Linked DNA regions of Homo sapiens: region 1 is linked to region 2. Evidence: chromatin loops called from intact Hi-C (ENCODE). Cell type or tissue: A673. All regions are shown on one strand. Each heading gives the region's core, and the rest is flanking DNA. Links, peaks and the distances in the headings are about the cores only.

Evidence for each region. A loop is a pair of places that touch in the nucleus more often than their neighbours do. Peaks named below come from ENCODE experiments on the same cell type or tissue, not always from the same donor. Only the 100,000 strongest peaks of a DNase experiment are listed, where the experiment ranks them.
Region 1: a loop joins it to region 2, with 4 times the contacts of the local background. A loop is called at or near these places in 1 of 110 quality-filtered maps.

Annotation. Positions count from the first base shown.
Region 1 is chr7:84,068,478-84,073,875 of GRCh38, forward strand. All of the region lies in intron 4 of SEMA3A (semaphorin 3A), which reads right to left. Among named protein-coding and RNA genes, the nearest start is that of SEMA3A, 120 kb to the right of the region's middle. In A673, for the core only: no CTCF peak of the experiment used is centred there; DNase peaks (open chromatin) are centred at 764, 1,834 and 2,474; H3K27ac peaks cover 5,000 bases.
Region 2 is chr7:84,133,950-84,139,347 of GRCh38, forward strand. SEMA3A (semaphorin 3A) reads right to left here. Exons shown (of 17, transcript NM_006080.3): 2 at 845-1,002. Among named protein-coding and RNA genes, the nearest start is that of SEMA3A, 58 kb to the right of the region's middle. In A673, for the core only: no CTCF peak of the experiment used is centred there; DNase peaks (open chromatin) are centred at 2,622, 3,082, 3,582 and 4,082; H3K4me3 peaks cover 572 bases; H3K27ac peaks cover 5,000 bases.

The DNA of each region.
Region 1 (5,398 bases), core at 209-5,208, 66 kb before region 2:
GGAAACATAAAAGACCTATACTCTATTGTCACAATTCATACAAAATATTAAAATATGTATATGCGACTATATATTACAGACTAAAAGAAGCAGCAGAACGAAGTGGTAGTGTGGTAGAAATTATTGTTATGAATATTATATTTTCTTGTACTCAATAAGACATTTTACACTACTGACACAGACAGACGTGCTATCTCCTCAAAGCATAAGATACTTTATGTCTGGGATCATATGTCCAAGTTAATCAGACAGTGCCAAGGTAGATGAGAAGTGCTTCCAATTTCATGCAGTATTTGATTTACAAGGTAAAGGATTAGAACTCATAGGAAGAGAGGTTAAGCATGTCAGTTATGGTTCAAGAGAAGATGAAAAACTATCCTTCGTCATGGTGTCAGGTAATGTGTTGAAAGCTGGCATCCCTTTCCTTTCCTCCTTTTTGTTCAACCCCGTAAATAAATACTAAGTTAGTCACCTCTTTTACCGATACATAATATGTTTCCTTTTAATGTAATTCCTACCCAAATTTCTGGGAATCTACCATGTAAATCTTCTATATTCTTACACAATTCCATAGAGAATAAATTGAATTTCCTTTCCAGTCTAGTGAGATGAGGATCTGAAATAAATATAATTTGATTTTTGGATAGAGAGATAAAATGACACTTCTTACACATGTTTGTAGTGTAAAATTCATGCCCATTACATGTAATAATGGGCTTTAAGGATGTTGAAATCGGGCAGAACTGGGTGTTATCTCTGGCTGTGCCTTTTATTGGCTCTGTGCCTCAGGCAAGTTCCTACACCCTTCTGAAATTCAGACTCCTGTAATAAGCAGATAAGAAAATCTCATAGTTGAAGTAAATAATTCTTGTTATAATGTCTACAAAATACTTAGTATGCCCTTGAAACAGATTTATTAATTTCCCTTAACCATTGTTTATAGTTGTTACAGTAAACTTATTCTGTTCTACTATGATCAAAATATCTTATGTCACAGTAGAAATGCCAGCCTATATTTTTATCAGGCAAAATTATAAGGCATGTTTGAAATATCTGTAAATATTTTGACCTTTCACAATGCATTGAAAATTCTTTCTTATAGGTAGATGAGAAGATAATTGAAAAGGTTTCATGAAAAAATAATTTAAATTAGAAAAAGTACATTATTTTTCTAATATGAGACATTCTTTCAAAAGGAATATAACTGCCGATTCATTAAAATATTTTGTTGAGAATCTCTAAAAGTTACAACATTACATAGAATGCGTGTGAAAATCATCAAATAAAACAGCGTCCTCTTTAATATATCTGATAAATTTAAAGTCATTTATATGAATAGACACTAATATTGCTGTTTCTGTTATCTAATGAGCAAGACCTTAATTTAGATGTGTGAAGGTATTGAATTATCATGAACGAACAGTGTTAATATAATTGCGTATTAACACCCTATGTTATCATATGAAAAATATCACATAGACCACTATCTGGCTTTACTTGGAAGGACTTTCAAAATCTGATTGCTACCCAGTGGATTTCTGTTTTGGAAGAGTGTGAAATAGATCGCATATGCAAGTAATAAGACTGAAAATCCTAAGACCAATGTACACAATTAAACTGCATAACTTAAATGTCTTACATGGGCTGAAAGAGTTTTCACTGTAGAAATACATGAATAAAACTTTAGCTATACTGATTCTAATTGCTTTAGCAGATGCTATGAGCATATCATATAAGTTATTGTGCTATATTTTATTACATGATTGCATCAGTTTTCAACGACTGTTTTTAGCTTTCAAGACCACTCTCTCCCCTTTGTCTTTTGGATTTCCTGAATGTTATTAGACTGTGGTGAGGTAAGGCATTAGAGGAAATAATAACTGTGCTAATGTCTAATCCAAAGTCTTATAAATTATAAACCATTGGTGACTTCATGGCAATAAATTTCCTAAATCTCAATGTTGTCCAAGTCATAAATTTAGGTAACAAAGTTGTAATTTTAGTTGTTGTGTTTAATGATTAAAACGTAAATGATGTTTGTAAAAGAAAAAGAAAAGAAAGGAAACCTTTATATATGTGATAGGATGAATATTTTAGGTGGGAAATTGCATAAAATTATGTGAAAACTAATAGTTGGACGGTATTGAAAGAATGTATGTTATCATATATTTTTTTCAAATGGCATTTTCTGCCTTTCTGTTTCTCACAAAAGACACTTTGTATGCCAGTTATACTAAATTATTGAATATTCCCCTGGTCATGCCATCCTTTTCTCATCTCTGCCTGAGACCCCTTCCTTCTGCCCTCACTCATCCTCAGCCCCCAGCCTGAGGGTGACCTTCTTTTCCTTTGAGATTAAATTCAAAAGTCACTTCCTGGAAGTCTTCAGAGATTCCTGCTGATATAATTAGTTAGTCTTCCTTTGCACATACTTGAATTAACAATAGTATACAGGCAATAACTATACAGGGTGAAACTACTGGCTTCAGCAAATAAAGAGTGTAATAAGATCTCAAAGGAAATATTGTGACATATTGCACTTTGACCAAAAGAGATCCTTCTGCAGATCAAATTTATCCATAATTTACTTTTCCTTAAAAGGCGACTTTAGATATACACTGTGCAATACTACAGTCACACATTGCATGTGGTTATTTAATTTAAACTAATCAAAGGGAAAAATTCCATTCGTCAGCTTCATGAGTCACATTTCAAGATGTCAATAGTCACATATGGCTAGTGGCTTCCATAATGGATAAAGGCAAATATAGAATATTTCCATTGAACAACACGTGTCCAAATTCTGAATCCTATGCCCTTAACAGCACACAATATAGAGTCAGCAGTCAGAGGACCTCCAGGAAGAGAAATTTTGACATGAGATCACAATCATACTAGAAAAAGTCCATGAGATCTAGAAGGAGGGATCACACTGAAAACATTAGTTTAGTTTTTGGGTTAATTCTTTTTTAGGCCAGGAGTTATGCGAAGTGGTGTTTAATGGCAGGACAGATGAAAAAATACTCACTCTATTTTTCCTGTATGTCATTCTTCATGTATTTGGAGTCACTTTTCCCTAATCTAAGCAGGTACAAATTTTACCTATTATGTAAAGATTAGGCCATGATGCACAGTACATTAAATGTCCATTTATTTTCCCCAGCAGAGAAAAATGTTTTCTCTCTGGAACTTGCATAGCAATCTATCCATACCTTTCTTCTGTTATTTTCTTTAAACTTCAAACTTGATATTCGGTGATGCATGTATTCCTTTTTTTATTAGATTTTTTTAAAGGTGAGGGACAAATCTAAGTACATTTCTTTCAAATATAAATATAGAGCTTTGCACTGAGTTAAAGCTCATAAAAGAATCAATGAATGAGTGAAAAAATTAGTAACTGGTTGGAAGAGACTGTGGAAAAACTACATACAGGGAGTAGCAAAGACACATCCCAGGAACTAATAATTTCGCCTTCAGGAGCTAATAAGTTAAGGATCTGACACAGATGTGAACACAATTGTGTAGGAGATGTTAGCCTACAAAATTCAAATATTACCAAGTTTTAAAGTGAGTTTTGGGAAACATGATACTCTTTAACGTCTTGGTGGTATGTGTGTTATTATTAATATATTATTGATGCTTACAGACTTCAAATATTAGTCTACTCTTGTTATAAAAGATTAAAAAATAAAACCTATAGTTCAAAGTCCCTTTATCTTTATAATCTTGTTCCTCCTTAATTTTTACTGGGCCTTGTAATTCTTCACCTGATTTTTATATTAAGCTTATCAATAAATATTACCCCTCTGAAAAGGGTCAGCCTCACTGATAGGCAAAATTATCAACTTATTTCTTTGTGGAACATAAACTTATTTCTGATTAATGTAATGTCTCTCCTGTGTATCCCATCATTCCAGTTGTTTTTTTCCTGACTGTTTTTGCTCAATAGGAATTACTGCAGGCAGCTCTGGGATGTAGGCAAGCGGAGGAGGAAACTGGAGAAGCTGCTTGGGTTTGTGAAATATAATTTTCTGTTTACAGAAATATATAATTTATTTTTGATATGTTCACCTTGTATTTATTTTTGAGACTTTGCTAATTTATGTAAGTCTTTGAAGCACTAATATAAATATTAATGATTCAGTAGATACATATTAAGCTGTTACTATGTAAGGTTTATATAGGTATTTGGAATACGGAGGTGAAAGATCTAGTTGTGAATCTCAAGGAGTATACCACGAAGTACAACAAAAATTATATAACAATAATACATTACAGACACTATTACAGAGTTTATAAATTATTTGTTAGCTATTTTCATTTAACATTTAAGTGTTAACATTGCCTTAAAACTTCATGTATATATTATTTCACTTAATCTTCATGACAACCCTACTATTATTATAATACCTGCTTTGCAGACGAGAAAATTGAGACATTTTGCCTATAACATCAAATCACAAAGCTAATAATGGAGGGAATAAGAATTCGATAACATCTTTTTCCAAAAACATGGTTTTAACCACTATATAAAAATGCAAGATTCACAAACATAATATTATTTACACTAAACACACTAAAGTAGTAGAAACAATTTTATTTTAGTGTACTTATAATACACTAAAACTATTTTATTTTAGAGTATTCATAACACACTAAAATACTAGAAACTGGAAACCATCAGAGTTCAGTGTGAGTACAGTGAATGTTCTGTTTTAGTATATAAATAATAGCTTTATTTGATTGAGTCCTTCAAAATATATTTTGTAGAAAGACGTGTGTGTATGGGTGTGGGTGTGTGTGTCTGTGTGGACTGGATGTGAGTGTAGGAGGCCAGTAGAATCCACAGAGAGAGGGCAGAGGAAAGCAGGGAGACAGATTATTCTATCTAGAGAAAATAGCACCAGCAAAATTTCCAAAGAAAATAAATATGATTCATACTTGAAGAATAACATAAAGTTGAGTTTGGACAATGAGGAATACATACATATATTAAAAGATGAAGCTGGAAAATAAATGTGGGGGCCAAACTGTGGAGAGTTTTCTATGCCAAAATAAGCAATTTAGTCTGTATTCAGAAGGTGCCAGTGACACAGTGATAATTTTAGTTGCAGAACAATAGCATCAAAGAGGTGCAATATGATGATGAATCTGACAGGGATGATTTAGAGACACACAAGCCTGGCAGCAGGCAAAGAACGATTTGCCATAGCTTGGGAAGGGAAGAATTAGGTCTTTTCATGCATTATGGCCGTTTACAGGAATTTTAAGTGTTGTATGCTGCAACTTGGTCAAGTCACTTAGCTTCTTTAACTCATGTTTCTCAACATCTGTTGCATCAGAATCCTCTTTGATGTTCCAACAAAGCTATGGCTTAAAAAAAGCTAAAAAAAAAAAA
Region 2 (5,398 bases), core at 333-5,332:
TACTCGGGAGGCTGAGACAGGAGAATGGCGTGAACCTGGGAGGCAGAGTTGCAGTGAGCCAAGATCGCGCCACTGCACTCCAGCCTGGGCGACAGAGCGAGACTCCATCTCAAAAAACAACAACAACAACAACAAAAATATAGCTTATTAATGAAATGAGCCAGAAATACTATAAAGAATAAAGATAGAACTTATATCCTGCTGATGTCTGCATGACCACATTTTTAAAAATCTGATACTTTGATCTCCTAGATCAGGGTTTGGCAAATTTTTTGTTTAAAAGGCCAGATAGTAAATCATTTTTGTAGACCAGTTGATACCCTTTGTAACTATTGAATTCTGCTGTTGTAGCACAAAAACAGACATAGGCAATATGTCAATGAATGGGAGTGCTTGTGTTTCAATAAAACTTTATTTACAAACACTGATAGCATGCCAAATTAGGCATGTGGGTAATGGATAGATGAACTCTTCATTTTCTGGAAATACAGAGAAATATAAATTTATACCTACACACATATAAATAGTTCATGAAGTCAATTATGATGTATTGCTACGATGGTTCAAGTATTTACTTTTATGTAGGAAAAATAGATATGAAAGGGTAAGCTGAAGTTCATATTTCTTATAATGATTACTGCAAATACTGTGGTTTCATCCTTGATATTTTTTGATTTATTGCATCCATTGATTCATTACTGTCATTTTTATTTGCATCAGAAAAGACAAACTATTAATTCAAAACAATTTTCTGTCAGTAATCATGCTTTTAAATAGCTAGAGAATTATCTATAACTTGAGATGCTTCAAAATAACTATAGTGCATATATTAGAATACTGATACCTTTTGAAAATCCTTGATATTAACCAGGTCGAATGAAAATATGTGATCCTTTGCTCCAACATACAGCCTACTCCGTTCCTCATCCAAAAGGAAGGTATGATAACTGGAGCTGTTGGCCAAGCCATTGAAAGTGATCACATTGTTGGATTCCAACATTTCTGCAAGGTAACAAAGCAAAACATTGGGTATTAATGTGAAGCACTATATAAGCATAGACTGTTGGTACATGGTAACCTGACTATATTGACTGCTGTAGTTATCAATCAGTGCTTATTCTTCAGGGTACTAAGAAATATATTGGAACCAAAATGTGTGCATTTTACTTTTTTTTTTTTTTTTTGAGATGGAGTTTTGCTCTTGTTGCCCAGGTTGGAGTACAATGGCGGGATCTCGGTTCACCACAACCTCCCGAGTTCAAGCGATTCTCCCACCTCAGCCTCCCGAGTAGCTGGGATTACAGACATGCACCACTATGCCCGGCTAATTTTTGTGTTTTTAGTAGAGATGGGGTTTCTCCATGTTGGTCAGGCTGGCTTCGAACTCCTGACCTCAAGTGATCCTCCTGCCTCGGCCTCCCAAGGTGCTGGGATTACAGGTGTGAGCCAGTGTGCCCGGCCTGCATTTTATTAAAATGAGAGTTATATTCCTATTTGCTGGTTTCATACTTAATATGGTGCAGTCCTAAAGAAGAGAGGAAGTGAAATAACTTGTCTATACACACTGATCTGGCAGAATTTATTTGCATGTAGTAATGGATTAGACTGATCAATATTGTGTATAAATGTATTTAATTTTACAAAAACTTTTTAAAAGTGGTTTCATTTGTTCCAAGCCATTAGATAGAAGGATAAGCACAGAACCTAACAAAATAGGAATGTGGGGGAAACATCCGGTTTAACCTCTTAGGTTCCTTGAGGCCTCTTTTATTTGAAATATTTTAATATGTCTTTTTGATCATTAAATGATTCACTGTACTGCCTAAATTCTTTCAAGCATTTTGGAGCTGATATATAGAGAGAAACTGAGATGAGGCTTTCATGAAAACATGAATTAAATTAATTTTACCATCTGACTTCAATTTTTCATTTGTTTTTGCTCTCCAGTTTGCTTCTGCTGTGAATAGGCAAATACTAAACAATATACCTATACTTTAGTGACAGGAACACTTTCAGATTAAAAATAACATTAAATATAAGTCCATTTTTGTGCTTGGAAGCTAATTAATTATTGGCTTCTTAAAAATATGTTTTGCTCAATGCACGCACACATGTACACACACACACCCCACCCCCATGGGATAGAATTTTTGAGGATTCTCCAAAACTGTATGTCCTGAATCAGTGCTTTAGATTTTTCGGGTGCACACTTAGTAGGAAATTTTCATCAGCATCCAGAAAAATGTAGAATGCGATGTGCCTTCCGAAGAGAGAAAGCTGCAATGTAGACCTGTCCTCTGTTCCAGCTATTAACATCAGGAAACATATATTAGCCATGTGATTGATTGCCTTGCTTTATCTATTTGTCCTACTGACCTCTTCATTTTATCATTTTATCATCAAAAATATGATTTCAACAGAGGATAAAATTCATACTCTTTAACTTAGCACTAAAGGTCAGGTCACTATCATTTAAATTTAGACCCTATCCCAGTACTTCTCATGTCCTCTATCATGCGGGAAACCATGCACTGTGCTCATTCACTCTTTGGCCTTTGTTGCTATTTTTCCTGACTCCAACAGCTACAGAATAGAGCCACGCTTAAAGCTAGTTCAAATGCAACTGCCAAGAAATTCTCAGAGAGCTTCCTGTTACATTTTGCTTGAATTACTCTTATAACCTGCATCCCACTGTCAATTATTGCAATCTTATCTACCAGAATGAACATTCCCTGCGGAAATATATAATTAATAGCTCATCATGCCTAACTCACATTTTTTTTTCATATTACCTGGTCAACAATGTAAAATGGAATATCTATCTTTTTATATATTTACCTATCCTATAGACAAAAATTGTTAACAAATTGTTAAAAGATATTTTTCTCATTTCTTCATGAGAAATAGTACAATACTAGGCTGGCCTTACTCCCTACCCCACCCCACTCTCCACACACACAAAAAAAAGAAGAAGGGGAGGAAGGAAGGGAGGGAGGGAAGGAGGGAGGGAAGAAGGAAGGAAGGAAGGAAGGAAGGAAGGAAGGAAGGAAGGAAGGAAAAGAGTTTGTATTCATGTGAATCACAGCTGAAATAAATGAGAGCTGTTAGTCTCCAGAGAGGAGGGACAGAAAATCCACTACATAATATCTAAATTGAAATGGCATTTATTGGCTGGACACGGTGGCTCATGCCTGTAATCTCAGCACTTTGGTAGTCCAAGGCGGGTGGATCACGAGGTCAGGAGTTCAAGACCAACCTGGCCAACATGGTGAAACCCTGTCTCTACTAAAAATACAAAAAAATAAGCTGGGCTTGATGGCGGGTGCCTGTAATCCTAGCTACTCGGGAGGCTGAGGCAAGAGAATTGCTTGAACCTGGGAGGTAGAGGTTGCAGTGAGCCGAGATTGCACCACTGCACTCCAGCCTGGGTGACAGAGCAACATTCAGTCTCAAAAAAAAAAAAAAAAAGAAATGGCATTCATTTCATTGGCATCCAAAAGATTACAAATGATCAATGCTATGCTACCCAGAGTCAATAAAAGTCTGAAATTTCAGGCACTCTGAGTTGTGTGAGGATGGAAACGGGCTGCTGCCAGAGGCACGGGCTGTATCACTGGATATGTTCAGGCCCTGATTGAATGGTCATTCAAAGAGATCTGTTTATCAAATGGATACCCTTCATCCTTACTTCCAATTCTAAGATCTGTAATTCTACCTTAGTTTCAGAGAGGCCAAACTTTAAAAAAAAAAAAAAAAAAAAAAGCCACCTCAGCCTAAACCAAAAAAATTACATAGAGATATTAAGCAATGAAAGGGCCATGTAAGAGGTACAAGAATGGATTTTAATTGCAAATGCATAGAAACTACATAAGGGATCTCTAAGCATCAATTGGAAGAAGTTGTAGGAAAATAAATACTATAGCTACAGATTTTGGAGTTATACAGTTATAAGTAAGAACACAAGCCATCACCACAGTACTTATCTTTTAGATGTGCAAACTAGGACAAGTTCCTTAAACTCCCTGGTCCCAAGTTTTATAGAAGATGGGATGAATAATGTATCTTTTAAGAGTTAATGTATCTTTTAAGAGTTACTGAGGTGAAATTAGATAATGCCTATAAAAATACTAGAACAAGCATTTCCTAGTAAGCACTCAATTAAATATTTCCTGTTTGTATAAGTAGAAGTTAAATATTTGTAGGTTGATCTTCTTGACCAGATGTAGCAAATTACAGTCCAGATGGAGTAGACTGAAAACTATATATATTTTTTTTCTTTTTTTTTAACCTATCTTACTAAGTGTCCTAACTTGTAAACATCAGTAATTTTGTATGGTGGAGGGAAAATAAGAATAGCAGTATGTTCTTTGATTTACACTAATATTAAATGTAATGGCATTTTAAGAACAATGAAGTATTCCTTCTTGTTTTCCAGTTTATGTATTCTCAATTCTAAATAATAAAAGGAATGACTTTCTATATCACAGTTCCAAACAATGAAAATATTTTCCCAATTGAAAAATATGTTCCAGGGTGAATTCTGTAAATTAGTTTGGACAGAATTACTGTTTCCTACGTACAGACAACTTACGGAAGTTTTTGGTGGCTTATGTATGAAATCATCATGAAAACAAACCACAGTTTTAAACTGTTACTTCTCAACAGTTTGATTTTTTAAAAAAGACAATACTTTCCTGGCATATGTGTTAGCAGCTGTCTTCCACTGCTTTCAAATGTGCTTAATTTTGTCTCATTATTCCTTTCACTCCAAATCCTTTAGATGTTCTTCTCCAACACGAGATTTTTATATTGCTTTATAACTTAGAGAAGAGTCTTAAAAACTAATGTCAGTGAACAATACAAATTCTGGATTGCTTAGGTTATATCACCACTTTCCAGTGTGAGATTAAATAGAAATTGGGTGAAATTTTATTCAATAGATTAAATAGAAACATGGGTTAAAATCAGACACATTTTTTTTTCCAAATCTAGTTCTCAGATTCTTCAGTATTCTGTTTTCCTTAGTTAAATGCATGACTTTGATTTTCCTAGATGTAGAGACAATTAGCTGCCTCCAATATTAAATAACTTTGAATGTACTCCTTCAGAATTTTAAGTCTTTCTTTCGTTTCAGTTATGTATCTTACAATGACATAAACTGCTATGGGAACTATAGTAAAATTCAGTAATGTGAAATGTGTGTTATTCTTCCACCTTCTTACATCTTGCCTATGCTCATATTCAGTTAAACAACAATTGTTGTTTTTAAAAAACAAGCTAAGTTTCTATAAAATTAATTTGACTATGGTGAATCTGAATAGGCCAAAGCTTTTAGAGGCATTAATTCTCTTTGAATGTAATTGTTTTTCTCTGGTTGAGAGATTACTTCAACTTCTAC